Linked DNA regions of Mus musculus: region 1 is linked to region 2. A link is a loop called in an ENCODE intact Hi-C map of the cell type or tissue named here. Cell type or tissue: heart. All regions are shown on one strand.

Region 1 (8,000 bases), 200 kb before region 2:
TAATGCATACACATATATACATATATATATATATACACATACACAAATATGCACATGTGCAATACATGCACATACCTAAACAAATATATACATATAAATGCATACACATTATCCAAGTGGCATGGATGAGGTCAGGAGACACCTGATGTTAGGAAAGAAAGGGTACCCTGTGTCCCTCTCTTGTTTCTGTCTCATGTCTCTGGCACCACCTTATTCAGGGGTTCAAGCTCCACTCCCTGAATTTAACCACAAATAAAAGAGAGAGAGCTGGTTTCCCATCTGTTTTAAGCATATCTAGGGCGGTAAAGAGCACAGCTGCTCTGATAAGGCCACGCTCATTAAGTAAAAATATCTCCTAGCAAGCTGTCCTGAATCAATTTTCCTCGTGAGTCCACCTCCCCTTACTTAGTGTTGGTGATTTAAGAGCTCCGAGGAAGTGCTATAGAGGCAAGAAAACTTAGCGTTTTCTAATTTAGTCTCTGGGAGATGTATCTGCTAACCAAACATCCCAATACCTACCACTTTTAAAGGGGCATTGAAGCAACATCCCCAGCCATTCCAGGTCACTTCTTTGAGGTTCTCTCTCTCTCTCTCTCTCTCTCTCTCTCTCTCTCTCTCTCTCTCTCTCTCTCTCTCTTTCTCTCTCTCTCTCTCTCTCTCTCTCTCTCTCTCTGTGTGTGTGTGTGTGTGTGTGTGTGTGTGTGTGTGTGTGTGTGTGTGTGTTTAGTTCATATCAAACATGAGCTGTTGACTGTCGAGGATGGAGTTTTCCCAAAAATCCCACTGAGAATTTTAGGTGAATATCCAGTAATGTCCCACTTCCCAAGAAAGCAGTCCATGAACACGGACCAGGAGCAGGAGCACTCTGCCTCTTGGCTGTCTTTTCAGCTATTGTTCTTCAGACATGGGCAGAACTAAGCATTCAGGCAGCCTCTGGCACCTGGTTCCACCAAGGCTGCTCCTTTCCAATGCTGCCTCTTTCTGCTCATTCCATTCTTCTGTTTCATCTCCCTCTATGGCTGATCCACCATGCTCTCAAACTTCCTAGGGGTCGGCACTCAGAGAGACATTGAAGCATTAGTACTGCCCTCCAAGTGCCTGACCAGGGCCAGTGAGCTGGCCCAGCCAGTAAAGTGCTTGCCACATGAGCATGAAGACCTGAGTTACATCCCAGCACCAGTGTTAAATAAGACAGGCACAGCAGTAGACTAGGGGCTGCGGTGGCAGAGAGGGAGGGATCCCTGACTTTGGCTTTTCCAGCCAGTCTAGCTGAATCACTGTGTTCAGTAAGAGACCTTGTCTCAAAAATTAAAGTGGGGAGTGACTGAGAAATGTACCTGGTGTCTACCTCTGGCCTCCACATTATGGATCACATACCAAAAAAAAAAAAAATGATTAAATGTAGCAGAATAGATGCCATACCTGGCGCGGAACAATGCTCATATAGTACTTACTAGGGGTCACCAGTGGTGTCAGTGAGGACCTTGCCCTATTAATCCACTTAGTTCTCACACCCATCATCTTAGATGGATACTGTTTTTTCCCTCTGGCATTAGTGGAGAGACTGAGGCACAGATCTGGGAGTAACTTGCTGACAGCTCAGCGGCAAGTCACCGAGGGCTCCAGACATTGAACCCAAGCACTTCAGCTCCAGGCACATGCTCTTGCCATTGGACAACACTATCCCAAATTGCAAGACTTCTAATTCAAGCCTATCTCCTGCCACAGGATAGATAGGTAGTCTGGGGCTTTGGAATATACCAAGGAAGTGGTGTTCACGGGAAAATATGGATGACAAACAGGAGTTAACTCAACTAACCAGGGAGGAAGGAGGTTGCAAGCTGTAGTTCTGGGAGGGGAAGGAGTGAGATGTGTTCTGGGACCTGAGCAAGTCTCCTGTGATAGAAAGGCAAAGAAGGAGGAAAACAGCTCTACCATGAGCAGGGCTACTTTATGGTTGGATTTCCCAACAATGCAAGGAATCTGCTCCACTGGTTGGGCTGGAAAGGGTAATACCAGCTTTTAATTACTTTCAGTCTTCCGGGTTAGTGGTATGGATTCGATTGAGCAGACCAGTGGGGAGCAGAATCCAGAGAGGAGTTGTAGCACCCATGGGTAGAGCCATGGTGGATAAATGTGAACTCAAGAGAAAGCTGGCACAAAGCACCAGCGTGTGATGGTGACCAACCATGCTGAGAGAAGAGAGGGAGACATCAGGGATGGCCCTGAAAAGTCTAGGTACTCAGGGGTAAAGAGAGGGGGATGGTTAGTAAGGTAGAATGAGAAGAAAGGGTCTATCCCATAGGCACATATAGTAGTCATCTCTGCCCTACCTCAGACATTCCTACAGGATCCCATGCCCTCATCCACCATGATACTTCTAACAGCCCTTATTCCTCTTCACAAAAAGGCCTCCTTCAAGCAATAATCTCTGGCCAGCAGTCTCTTTATGCAGACACATGCATGAGCCGGTAGCAAGCCAAGAACTTCTTTTGTCAATTTTCTTATTGGGACCTCACAACATTTCTGAAAAAAAGGAAAAAAAATGCATGTCCTCCCTCATCTTACAGATCTGAGAAGTTCCTGAGATAACCCAGTCATCCAGAAGTGAGTGGGAGGGCCCCAGATGTTTCATTGCTTCTTCTCAGGGGCATCCGAGTAAAAATGAGTGTGTCCCTGAGATCTCTTCTTGAGACATTGACGTCACCTACCACATGTGTTAGGAGCATGCATTTTGTGTGCACAGACATCAGCCAGGGTCCAGATGTGGACAGGTAGGACATCAGCCCATCTGCAGATACCTAATACACCTTAGTTCATCTCTGGGATTTATCTAATGAAACATCTCCCAACATCTGACATGCAGGGTTGCAGTTTCTTCCGAGAAGCTAGAAAATCCATAGCACAAACTACCTGACTCGGGTTCCTTATTGAGTCCATTTTACTTCTTCTCCTACAGCAACCTCACACAAACCCTCTTCTTTCTCCATTCCCCTCCCTGCTGTTTGTACCCAAGATTCTGCCCAGATCTTCCTCCATCTCCCTTAGACTTTTTTAGAAAGATCCCCCATCTCAGGACTTGTCTGACAAGAGCATCCCCCCATTCTCAGGCTGGGTGTAGATGACTCTCCTGCTTTGCTTGCAACTGAAATATCCTCTGCTTTGTGGGACTTTGGCTGCCAAATCAGGGCAGCCCCAGACACAGCAGAATGGTTATTCACCCTAGTTAGGCCCATGAGTTGTTTCCACCTGCTGAAAGTTCAGCAAGGGTCCCAGCTTCCCTGTACATTTCTCTCCTTTTGTTAATATAGATGTGACTCCTCCAGTTGAGGCCCTGTGCCTGGGTACTTTGTCTGGCCCAGGCCAGGTGTGCTGTGGTTGTGTAATATGAGCATAGACTCCAACTGAGTGGTAGGAGATGGCCTCTGGGCCAGGAAGAGGAAGCCAGGCAGATAGAGGGCACCATGCCAAGAAGCCCACATGCAATGCTCATGACCTGAGACCAGAAGAACCATGGCTCATGGCAGCAGCTGTTTGCTTTCTTGTTGGTTTGATCTGCCCACAGTAGCTTGGAGGAGGATGTAATGATCCCTCCACAGATACATTTTGCTTCAGAGAATTCAAGTATAGGTGATTGACAAGCAAGTCCAGATGTGAGATAGATTACTATTCAAGTGACAGGAGGAGGGGGTGAGCTGAGTGTGTCTGGTGTAGGAAGACACTTACTTTCTATACAACACAATCCTTGAAGCTAGAGAGAAAGCTTTAGCTGGTGCTCAACTGAAACAGACACTAGCTTGATGTGCGTTGGATGTTCAAAGTAACTCTGATGGCAGAACTCAAGTTTCAATCTTCGTGAATGGCACACATGGTCCTAGACACTGAGTTCAAGTCCTAGATATGCAGCTTGGAAACTAACAAGCTAATCTTGCAAATGTTTGGTCCTCATATGTGATCCAGGATAATCTCTGTCCCTGAAGACACAATGTGAGGGTTAAATGAAGAAATGGTGTGCCTGGGTGGCGTGCTGGTACACAGTAAGTGCTCAGTAGAGCAATCTGGTATTTTAGTGCTGGCAATGGTGTTACTTTGGCACTGGAAGCTGTGTAGCCCATCTGGGCATTCCACCAGCTTTCTGGAGCTAAAGACGGTCCCTTATTAAGTAGCTTCCAGAAGGCTCGTTGTTGAAAGCTGACTGTCTCTTTGGTTCTTGCTTATCAGACGTATTATTTTCTATCTGATGGTCTTGCTCTGGAAGGTTCTGGCCCAAACAAGCTGTCTAATTATAACATTTGGAGAGCTCATGCCATCCGTCAGAAGCAGCTTTCTCAAGAGCTGGGACTGAAATAAATAGGCAATTAGCAGGTTTTGCTGGATCTTCCCCCCACCCCTCCTTTAGTACCTCTAACACATTAAGCTTATCACAACTATTTTAAGGGCATTCAGCTGAGGTACAAATGGGGTTAGTAGCAATCCCGTGTCTACCATGAATTCCTGCTACCAGCAGCTACGTGGCCTAGGGCTGGTCTCTGCTCAACTCTGGCCTCAGTTTCCTTGAAGATATAAGGTGAGGAACTTAGGCCAGTCAATCTCTAATGATCTTTCCTACGCAGAAATAGAATGGTTCTTAGAGGTCAGGAATCACACTGGGGCTGGTGCGGAATTACATAAATGTGTGCACCTCAGTTACATGTCTTGCTCTCCTCTCTGTTGGTGTGATTAAAAAAAAAAACATTCTGACCAAAAGGAAAAAGTTTACTTGGCTTGCATTTCTAGACCATAACCCATTATTGATAGAAGTCATCACAAGAACTCAAGGCAGAACCTGAGAGGCAGGAACCATGGAGAAATGCTACTTACAGGCTCACTCTTGGAGTAATGCTTAGCTTTCTTGTGCAGTCCAGCTCTTATGCCAAGGAATGGTGTTGTCAGAGGGTTGGACCTTTAAGACAACTGTGATAACCCCTCACAGAAATATTCACAGACTGACCAGATAAAGACACTCAGTTGAGACTCTTGCTTTCTTTAGGTGACACTAGGCTATGTCTGGTTGACAGTCAATGCTAGCCAGGACACTGTCATTCAGCCACCAGCTATCTATTAATGTCCTTGCAAGTGCTAGGTGCCAGGCTGGGTATTTAGAATAGTCCCTCATGTCCACCCTGGCTCAGCAAACTTGTAGGAATGTCCTCATTTTTAGTGTTATTTTGTTATATAGCACTTAGTCCTGAGCTTGGGTCTTGCCTATCTTTGCCTGGGCTTGTGGGGACTGTCACCTCCACTACATGCCCCATCCCCTGAAATGTCAGAGGAACAAAGCCACAGCTTGCGACCTCTAGCACAGAAGGACTGGCCTTGGGAGAAGAAGATGTGTAGGAGTGAAGGCATTCTAGACCACTTCTTGGATTCCAGTACCCAGGGTTATAGAAAATGGAGAGTAAGTTGCTGCTTTTTTATAGCCCTCTTGTCTGCATGGAGGGAATGTGTCCAGGAGCAAGTACCCCAAGTCTTCTAACAACCTAGGGACACGCTCCCTCTTACATCTCAGTGAGAAAGGGGTGAGATTTAGGAGTCCAGGTTCTACCGTTTGAGAAGGAAACTTAGTCTTAATCTTTCATTTCTGATACTCTGGTCTTTCTGGATACTTGACAAAACTCTTGAGGGGCTAAAGGCCTAGTAAGCAATAGAGATAATAGCTATGTTTCTCTTTTGGCCTTCAATCACATGGCCATACAGAACTGACTATTCAAATAACCTGAAAAGACATTCACCTACATAACAGAATTTGAGCTCCAAAAAGTTTCACTTCTCAAAACTATTATCCCTGTGGTCCAAAACTCAACTGTTTGTAATTATTGGGAAGGGAGGCCTTGCAGTCTTGTCATGGTCAGAAGATGCCTCCTGAGGAGTTTTACCAGCTATGACCCACTAGTATTATGAAGAAAAATTATGTTCACTTGGCCCTTGGCTTGTCTCAGACTCTATAATATTAAATTCATTTTTCATTCTAAACCAGTCTATGAGATAGGGTTTATGATCCAATGTATTAAAACCAGAAGACTAAGGTTCCCGGCGTTTTGGGAACTTGCTAAAGGGCCACAGAGTCAGGACTTAAATAACACAAGTGGGGTGGAGACAGTGGGAGCTCGAGGGAACAGGCCAGGAAGGAAGTGTCTACAGGAGAGCTGTGAATATGCCAGGCTGGCTATCAGCTTCTAGCACTAGAACTTCCATCAATAAAGGAAGAAAGAGAATTGATCATGTTCCTTTTGCAATGCAGTGGGCTCCACTCCAGCCCCAAACCTGCAAGTATTGTGTATAGGCTCTCCATTGCCACAAACACACATGACCCTGGCTCCTCTGAGAACCAGCTCCAGCCATGGGATAAACTCCCCTGTGGTTGTCTCAACCCAGGAAACATGCAAGATGTCCTCTCTCCAAACCCTGCCCCTTACACTCACATCACTTGTATTTATAGAAATTGTTCTGCCCTGAGAGTTTCACAACCTCTAATCTGCAGCTCTCCGGGAGAATATAAATTAAAACCCCAAAATGGAATATGGAGACATGTTTCATCCCTGTCGTCTCCTGCTCTCTGAACTCAGAGTCTTTAAGTAGGTTGAGCCCTTGGTCTGTCTCTCAAACAAGAAAGGAGAGGTGGTGAGGAGAGGCGGTGCCCAGTTACTTATGGTGCTGATGAATGCCTGCCAACCAGTTATTAAGGACAGGAGACACACTTGCAAAAATGCCAGGGCTCAGAAAGCCCGGAACTGGGGAAGTGTGGAGGACCTGTAATTACAGCAGGTGGAAACCTGACTGTAGCACACCTGCTAAGCAAGAGTGATCCCATTACACGGCCTAGCAGGAGCAGAGTTCACAGGGAATTGAATTTCCAGCTTGCTGCCTCAGAGTTATTCTCAGATTTACCTCCTACACTCGGGAGGTGAAGGAACAAAAGAACCCTTGAAAATCCAGGAAAGAAACTCAATCCTGATCCCCAGTCCCTGACAGTCAGGGCTGCAGAAAGACAGACATCCTGCTCCCAAAACCTGCCCCAAAGCTAGATGCCCAGAGGCTGGCATTTCGTGGGGGTGATAGTGTCTGCCAAACACAAGGACACACAATAGTGCCATTGCCTGCTCAGAAACGTACAACGCTGTCCCTCCTTCACCCTGGGCCTGGCTGCAGGGTGCTATCCAAGGAGGGCTGTCATACCTTGGGACTATTGATCCTGTGACAGCTCAGTGGTGCCTGAAATACCACCTGCCACAAGACTGTAGTTGGTATCTCAGGACACTAACAGGCCCGGAGGCTGGGAGGCCTGTCTACCAATGCTTTCACATGTGACCAGGAAGAGAGGCATTGTTCTTGACCTGCCTTTCTGACCTAGTTGGATACCTTGACACCCCAGAGAATAACAAGGCATCCATTGTGAATTGCCCTCAACAAGTGCCCAAGTGCTACCCAGATTCATGCAGCAGGGACAAGTGCCCCAACACTTCCAACCAGAGGTGCCACACCCTCTCCCCTGTGGCTTGGAGCCCTTTTGGCCTAGTTATGCAAAGTCCTTGACTCCTGTTTGGGAAAAGCAGATAGGAGAGTGTTTAAAACATAAACTAAGTTCCCCACTAATGGCAGTGGAAAACATATGCATCATTAGGATGCCACTACATTACTCTTGTTATTACTATATGCTAATACAGTATGTAGTACTATTAGTATTACTATATATAAAACTACAATATGCGCGTGTTTTAAAATATTTGTTTTATTTATGCATGTGAGTATGTGCAAATGCAGGCAGGTGTCTGAGAAGGCTAGAAGGTGACATCAGGTCCCCTGGAGCTAGAGTTACTATAGGCTGTGGGCTACAGGATGTGGGAGCTGGGACCTGAACTTGGGTCCTCCACAAAAACAGCAAACTCTCTTAACCACTGAGATAACTGCACAATATGCAGTATAGGTATACTTTAAACTATAATATCTAGCTTTTATTCTTA
Region 2 (8,000 bases):
AGTTTGTTTCTGTAGAATGTGTATCATACAAAGCCAGAGTTTTAAATTAAAACACACACACACACCACATACCAAGCATGGCTCATTACATGGATAACTTCTTTAAGCCAAACATTACAGGATTACTTTGTTGCTATAACTAATATCTTCTGAGTTCTTAAGTACACAAAATAATTTTTCTTTTCCTTTTTTTTGGGGGGGTGGGGTGGGGGGGACGTGTTCAAGACATAGTTCCTGGAACTCACTCTGTAGCCCAAGCTGGCCTTGAACTCAGTGATCTGTCTGCCTCTGCCTCCCAAGTGCTGTGATCAAAGGTGTGCTTCCCCACTGCTCAGAAAGACCTTAATTTTCACATTTTCTATGCTCAAAAGTAACCATCAGCCCTACATCAAGGTCTTCACCCACAGTACCAGCTACTAGGAAGGCAGGAGTTAGAGCTAGAAACATAATCCGTCTGCATCTCAAAAACAAACAACAACAACAACAACAACAAAACACAAAAATTGTTGGCTAATCAGGATAGTGCCAATAAGTTCCTAACACGTCTCCAAATAACTTTATTATCTTATAATTGTGTGTAGTGTACATGTGTGAGTAAGGGCACGAGGAACCATGGTGTGCATGTGAAGGTCAAAAGATAATTTTCAGGAGTTGGTTCTCTCCTTCAACTAAGGGATGGGGACTAGAAATCAGATAGTCAGGCTTTCAAAGCAAGTGCTCCCACCTACTGAGCCATTTTGCTAGGCAACAAATAACTTTTTAGAAGCATTTTGTACAGATATATGAATACTTCCATACAGACACTTCATAAACTCAAAAACTATCATGGTATCTTTCTACAAATACAACACTGGGCAGGACATCCACCAACATAGAAGGGAAAACTAGAAAAGTTGTTTTAGTATTTAAGCACTTTATTGCCTCCTTCCAGCTTCCCACCCCTCACATTATGTGCAGTAAGAAAAACATTCACACACAACAGTGATTAACACAAACAGGCAAGATGAAAGCAACCAACAGAGTTTAGTTTCACCTGAACATGGCTTATACCTTAAAGTTCTGTATTTCTACAACTACCCTAACCTTACAAACATTCAACTTTCCAATGCACTACAGCCAATATCTACTAAGTTTGAATGCACACTAGCCTACAAAACATCACAAAAATATATAAACTTAGCTATATGCGATTCAGTTCAGATAAAAAAAAAAAACCCAGCATATAGTATAATGAGTTACAAATAAACATAGGAGGAGTTTTGGGCCTTAAACAGAGATGTTGAATCCAAAGCCTTGCATGGCCTTGCTAGGCAATTGCCACTGGGCTACATTCCACAGCCCCAAATTATAAATATACCTACATACTCAAGTATTACAAATTTGACATAATACTTAAGTGAAAACTTTTATTTTTTTTTTAAGTTTTTAGCAGAAGCACAACAAAACCTGGCCTTTGAATCATTACTTAGTGCAGAAAGAAACTCCAAAGATCTGAATAAAACTCTTCACCCACAATGCTTATGCTGTTAATTTACTTTTTTCCCCAAACAACAGGCCACATTGGTTTTAGTTTTCCTTAATAAAAGGCATTTTGTATCACTACTTATCAAAGTGTATCACATTTAACTTAGATTTTATTACCTCATAGAGAACAGTGTCTAATTCCTGACCATAATCACAAAAAGTGAAAACAGCCAGCCAGGACTATAAGCCGTGTTACAGAAATACAAATGTTAAATAAAGAGGCTCTTTACAAACGGTCTGCAATCTGGTTCTTAAAAAAAACAAAAAACAAAAACAAAACAAAAATAAGCATCTATTAGTGGCTGTCATCTAAAATGTGTACTTAATAAATGAATAGTACACACAACAACAGAAACTGAGTACACAAAACCAACTTCAGAGTAAGCAGAATGCCAGACAAAAATAGGCTGGGTCCTGCAGTTTAAGTCAATGAGACAAAGGGATGAACACAGACAATACACTACAGAAAACACTAGGATATTTTCTAAAGTATCAAATTAGGCTGCTGACAACCATCCGAAGCACCCCTGGAAGTTCTGGGGGTTGTTTCCAATTCAATGCTTTTAAGCTAACCTCTCTCCAGACACTTGGGCGGCAAATTAGCTTACCTATGGTAAAGCACTTTCTCATAGGAACAAAATAATCATGCAACCTGTCCTAGGAAAGCCTGGGAATGAAATACCGCTGTCTCAAACCCGAAGCATCAGGAAACTTGAAGCAACAGTGAACTCCAATTTGCAGGGGGAGGGAGCACAGCCCTGACAATCCTCTGACTAAGCAGTACGTCTGCTCCACCTGAGAGTTTAAGAAAACTCTGCAAGTTGGTTCGCCCAGGAAGGGTCGGTCTTGCTTCTCTGTGGACTCAACTCAAAAAGACAGATGGATCGAAGAGCATCCTAAAACGGCTTGCCCTTCTCCTCAGTCAACTAAAGTCTTGCCCCGGGGAGACAGAAGACAGACAGACAGAACGACAGACACACACACACACACAACCTCCGGCGCGCTGGCTACAAACACTCCGAAAAGAGCACGAGGCGGAGGGAAGGCACTCGGGTGGGACACGCACACCGGCGTCCGACACCCGGCCCGGGTCCGCTCGCTCGCTTGCAGAACAATGCTCCCGCCGCGCTGCCAACCTCGCAAGTTGCTGCGAGTCTGCGCGGTCCCGGGGCTCGGACCCCGGCAGGGCTGAGGTGGCTGCGGAGTGCGCGAGGGCGGCTGGCCTGGGCTCCGCCGCTCCCGGGGAAAGCGGCGCGAGAAGCCGGGCAGGCAGGGCCGCCGGGCCGTGGGGGCGGGGAAGGCCTGGCCCGGGGCTCCGCAGCCTGCTCGGGCCGCCGCCGGCGGGAGCGCGGTCGGGGCGCGCGAGGGACAATAGCGCGCGGGGAGCGTCGCTCGGGGTCGGCTGAGGCGAGCTGAGAGAGCTGACAGAAGCCGAGGAGACCTGACACGCGCGGCCCGGCTCCGCGACGCTGCGCTCGGCCCGACCGACCGCCGCTCCGTCGCCGCCCGGGGTCGTGTCTCACCTCCCAGCCCCGCCGCCCAGGAGAGGAGCAGAATTAACACTGTCGGCAACACCATCTTCCCCGGCCGCCGCCTCCTCACGGGTTAACCGCGGTGCATCGATCCTGAGGGAGCCGCGACCGGCGCTGGGTCCCGACGAGCCTCCCCGGCAGTGGCACCCGGCGAAGCGCCTCCCTCTCGCTCCACTTCAGGGGCCCAGCCGCGCGCCCTGCTCCGCCAAAACAGGGCCCTCCCTCCCCCTCGGCCTCTTCCTTCCTCCCTTCCCCGCTTCCCTGCCCTCGCTCTTCGCCTGGTCTCAGCCCCTTCCCTGAGCCGCGGCCCTCCGCCTCCTTTCTCGCCACGTGACGCGACGGCACCCAATACACTCGCGAGGCCGCACCCCTGCCTCCCGCCCCGCCCTGCTCCCCCAAGCGCCCCGGGATAATGCGCATGCGTGCCGAGGCGAGCGCCCGGGCCGCTAGGCCCCGCCGCTGCTTCCTGTCCGCTGGCGGAGAGCAGGGATTGGCCTGGGAGGGCGGGGCCGCTGGAGACTCCGCCCACCGCCCCGGGCGGGAGCGCTCTTTTCCCTGTGAAAGTGCTACCTGGTTCTTCCAGCTGTTAAGGACTGTCTCTTGGAATCACACCCTACCCCGAAGCTGTCAAGAAGGGCTTTCGGCTTCTTCGCCTCCAAAAAACTAGAGGTTTTCCTTGCTTCTCTATCTGTTTCTTTTGAAGCTCTGCAGCTGCCAAGTAAACAAAAGCAGTCCCAGCAAACCATGATTTTAGCCGCGATACACAGCTCTGATGGGAACATAAAAGGAAAGATCCAACAGGAAGAAAAAAATACCCAAAGGGGTATCTTCCCGAACCATTAGCAAATGTATGTCACCTACTAGGCCTTAGCCATAATAATAAATAAATAAATAAATAAGCCGGTGGTCCTTAGTCTCCAGCTCAGAAAATGCTCGCTTGTTAGTCTGTTTCCCTCATACCTCCTTCATGCCAACTTCTACAAAACCGGTATTTGACTTCTCATTTACTCGCTTTGATTCTTTATACTCGTATTCAAGAACTACAACTTTAGGAGTAATGGGAGGAGGGATTTGTAAGGGTGGGACTGGGAGGAGAGGAGCGGGGCTGCTCTTCGGATGTAACGCGAATGAATAAATGAAAAAAAAAAAGAACTACAACGTCTTCATCATACTTAACTCTGCTTCGGTTGACTCAAAGAATATGAGTTTATATTATTGATAATAAGAATAAATTGCAAACCTTTTACTTCCGCCCTATATATTTTCTACAACCTACATTGTTAATGTAGATAATGTGGTTTTTAAAGAAAACAGAAATAAAGATGAGAATACTTTTCCCACCCCCATCTCCCATCTCTCATCTAATTATCCCAGGTTATTCTTTGAGTGGTTATGAGGCCAAGGGTAAACATGAACTTCTGATTCCTCCCATCTTCCATGCACCGTCACACCTTACTTAAGGAATATACTTATTTTAATTGTTTTGAAAAATGAATTGTTGTTTTGCTTCACATTACTAAACTCAATACTGCAGTCAGAACTTCCCACATCATCATGATTGTCCTGTCCATTCGTTTCTACTGAAGCATATAAAATCAATACAGAGTAACTGAATGCTGTTATTTCTTTTTCCTTTTGTAAAGTGTCTATTCTGAGTAACCTGCAGACATGTTGCTTATCACATGCGCTGTTTCTGCCTTATGTACTCACAGGCAGTAGAAGTTTTGACTTTTTGAGTTATTAATCCATCTCTGTGACAAGTTTGATATTAGGTAGTATTGTTTATAATCAATTCTAATAATCATAAGCAAAGATCATTTTCTTTTTTAATTCAAAGAAATCGCAGGAGTTTACATCTAAAATGCTGTTTCTTTTCTTTAAAAATATGAATGAATAATGAATGGTATTTTCATGTTACAAGTTTGGACTATTGCTTTGCTTAAAGTCTTAATTCCATTACTGGCATTTTCACAAGTGAAGAGGAAAGTGAGAAAATGTACCGGGGTAAGGTCTGCATTGATGCCATGCATCACAACCCACTTGAGTTTGACTCCCACCCCTGCCTCTTAAAAGCTGATAGACTTTGGCAAGGTTATTTCAAAATTCTTTGTAACCTTGGCATTTCCCTTGTAAAATGAAAATTGCCTTTTGGAACTATTTTGATGGATTAAATTCAGATCACTTAACACTATAAAGCAATTACAAGTGCTTAGCAGATAATAATTGTTATATGGTAAATAAAGTACATAAATGCCATTTATTTCCTCAAACAAATATCTAATCTAGTGGAAAATAGTGATTCCTTGGTTTTTAGCTGGGGGGTGGGGGGGAGGGTTGGGGGAGAGGGAGGGGGAGAAGTAGAGGGAGAGGGAGTGATACTTGGCCCATAATAAGCATGTGGGAGTCAGAGAACAACTTTATGGAGTGGGCTCTCTCCTTGACCTTTATTTGGGCTCTGAATGACTCAGGTCATCATGTTTGTCCAGCCCACCTGTTCCACGAATTACTTTAGCAGCAGTGTTACTTCAGCAATAATGACATTTTTGATGCTAAGAGTAAGAGTTTTGTTTGTTTCGATTTTTGTTAAGACCATAGAAAGTATCCCTACGTTATAATGAAACATTTCCTTCATAAACAAATGCCATATGTGATGTATCAGGTTAACAATATTAAAGAAAAAATGCTTACTGCACAGATCTAAGACCAATATCGTCCAGGTAGCATAGGGCAACCTTGCGTTTCTGATTCCTTCGCTGCTAACTCCTGAGAGTTGGAACTACATGCAAATGCAGCTAGGAATCAAATATAGCACTGTATGCGTACTGAGCCAGTACTCTACAACTGAACTGCAACTCCAGACCAACAATTACCTTTAATTTTTCAAACTCAGGAATATATTCCATTCCTTTTCTGTAGTAACAGCATTTCCTTTCTCTCAGGAACCAGGACTAAGAGTAGGATCCGATGGCTAGAGATCTGGCTCAGTAGCTCTACATTAGTGGCTGCTTTCCAGAGGACCTGGAATTCAATTCCTAGCATCCACATGTCAGCTCATAACTGTCAGTAACTCAGTTCCAGGCTATAGGACTCCCTCTTCTGGTCTATGAGGGCAGCAGGCAGACATATGGTGCACAGACATGCAGGCAAAACTCTCATACACATAAAACAAAAATAAATGTTTTTCAAAATAAATGTTTTTCAAAAAAGAGGGGCGGGGGGAATCAGCTTAGAGCCTCACATCGTCACCCGTGGTCAAGTCACCAAGTCATACTGAGTGTTCCCTTTTTCGTAGCCTTCAACCGTCCCTCTCTGCTCTCGCCCTGGTTTATACATTTTCTTTCTCTTGCTTAGCCAGATACAGGACTAGCTCATCTCCCTTCTCCAATTTCCCCTGCTTTCCAACCTCACTTTAATTCACAGCAATTTGATGCCACCTCATCATTTCTAGAGTCACTCTTGCTATGAGCCATCAGACATCTGTTGGTTGCCAATGCCAGTAGACACCTTCAATTCTTATCTTACCAGACCTCCCAGATACCTGACACTTTACTATCAAAATCTCCCCTCTCCCAGGGTTCTCTGGGGCTCTGTTCTCTCCTTGCTTTCCTCCTGACACTGAGCTGTGTTTCTCTCTTTGACTTCCCTAAGGCTTTCTTCTCTTTACCTCTTAAATATGATCCGTCCTAGAATTTGATCTTTTGGGTTTGTTTCTCTCTTTTTTTTTCCTTTCTTTCTTTTTTTTTTAAAGATTTATTTATTTTATTTATATGAGTACACTGTCGCTGTCTTCAGACACACTAGAAGAGGGCGTCAGATCTCATTATAGATATTTGTGAGTCACCATGTGGTTGCTGGGAATTGAACTCAGGACCTCTGGAAGAGCAGTCAGTGCTCTAAATCGCTGAGTCATCTCTCCAGCCCTTGGTTTTGTTTCTTATCCTTCACTTCCTTGGTTACTTCTTATGACCCTCTTGTGTCTGGGATTAGGCTGTAAACTGCATGTAAACAGAGCCTGGGGTTTGCCTTGTTCTGGATTCTTTTCTGGTTCTTAGCGTATAGTCAGCTAGCTTTCTTGGACCTCTGTCCCAAGCCCCAGCCCTATCTATAGCATAGTCACATCATTTTCCTAAACATGTGCTCTTGGCTAAGATTAAAGTCTACGGGGCTGGAGTGATGGCTCAATGTTTAAGAGCACTAACTGTTCTTCAGAGGACCAGGGTTCGATTCCCAGCCCACATGTGGTGGCTTAAAACAGTCTATAACTCTAATAACAGGGGATCCAACACTTTCTTCTGGCTTCTGGGGGTACCAGGAACACATGTGCACAGACACATATACAAGCAAAACACCTGTACACATAAAATAATAATAAAGTCAATCCCTTGTTTAAAGGACATTTGGGTCTCAGTTTCTGATCTGCAGAATTGGAGAATAGTGCTGCCTACCACAGATTGCCTCCAGAGTTAAATAAATCAATAAGTGTAAAAGAGCAGGACAGTGGTGGCACACGCCTTTAATCCCAGCACTCAAGAATCAGAGGCAGGTGGATCTCTGAGTTTGAGGCCAGCCTGGTCTACAGAGTTCTAGGACAGCCAAGGATGCACAGAAAAACCCTGTTTGAAAAACCAAAAGTTAAATAAGTAAAAATAAGTAATTTAGGGGGCTAGTGAGATGGCTCAGCGGTTAAGAGCACCGACTGCTCTTCCAAAGGTCCTGAGTTCAAATCCCAGCAACCACATGGTGGCTCATAACCATCCATAACGAAATCTGAAGCCCTCTTCTGGAGTGTCTGAAGACAGCTACAGTGTACTTACATATAATCAATCAATCAATAAGTAAATAATTTAAAAACAAGTGTAAAGCACCAAGGCAAATACATAGCATATAGTAAGCATTATAGAATTCTAGATGATTCTATCATAATTACATGTGATATTTGTTCAC

Evidence for each region. A loop is a pair of places that touch in the nucleus more often than their neighbours do. Peaks named below come from ENCODE experiments on the same cell type or tissue, not always from the same donor. Only the 100,000 strongest peaks of a DNase experiment are listed, where the experiment ranks them.
Region 1: a loop joins it to region 2, with 2.6 times the contacts of the local background. A loop is called at or near these places in 2 of 42 quality-filtered maps.

The regions. Positions count from the first base shown.
Region 1 is chr9:70,874,474-70,882,473 of GRCm38, reverse strand. The region is part of intron 1 of Lipc (lipase, hepatic); the gene reads left to right. Among named protein-coding and RNA genes, the nearest start is that of Gm32017, 36 kb to the left of the region's middle. In heart, no CTCF peak of the experiment used is centred here; no DNase peak of the experiment used is centred here; H3K27ac peaks cover 332 bases.
Region 2 is chr9:70,674,307-70,682,306 of GRCm38, reverse strand. Adam10 (a disintegrin and metallopeptidase domain 10) reads right to left here and starts at 3,325. Exons shown (of 16, transcript NM_007399.4): 1 at 3,048-3,325. The coding sequence starts at 3,102. In heart, no CTCF peak of the experiment used is centred here; DNase peaks (open chromatin) are centred at 2,716 and 3,336; H3K4me3 peaks cover 3,894 bases; H3K27ac peaks cover 2,120 bases.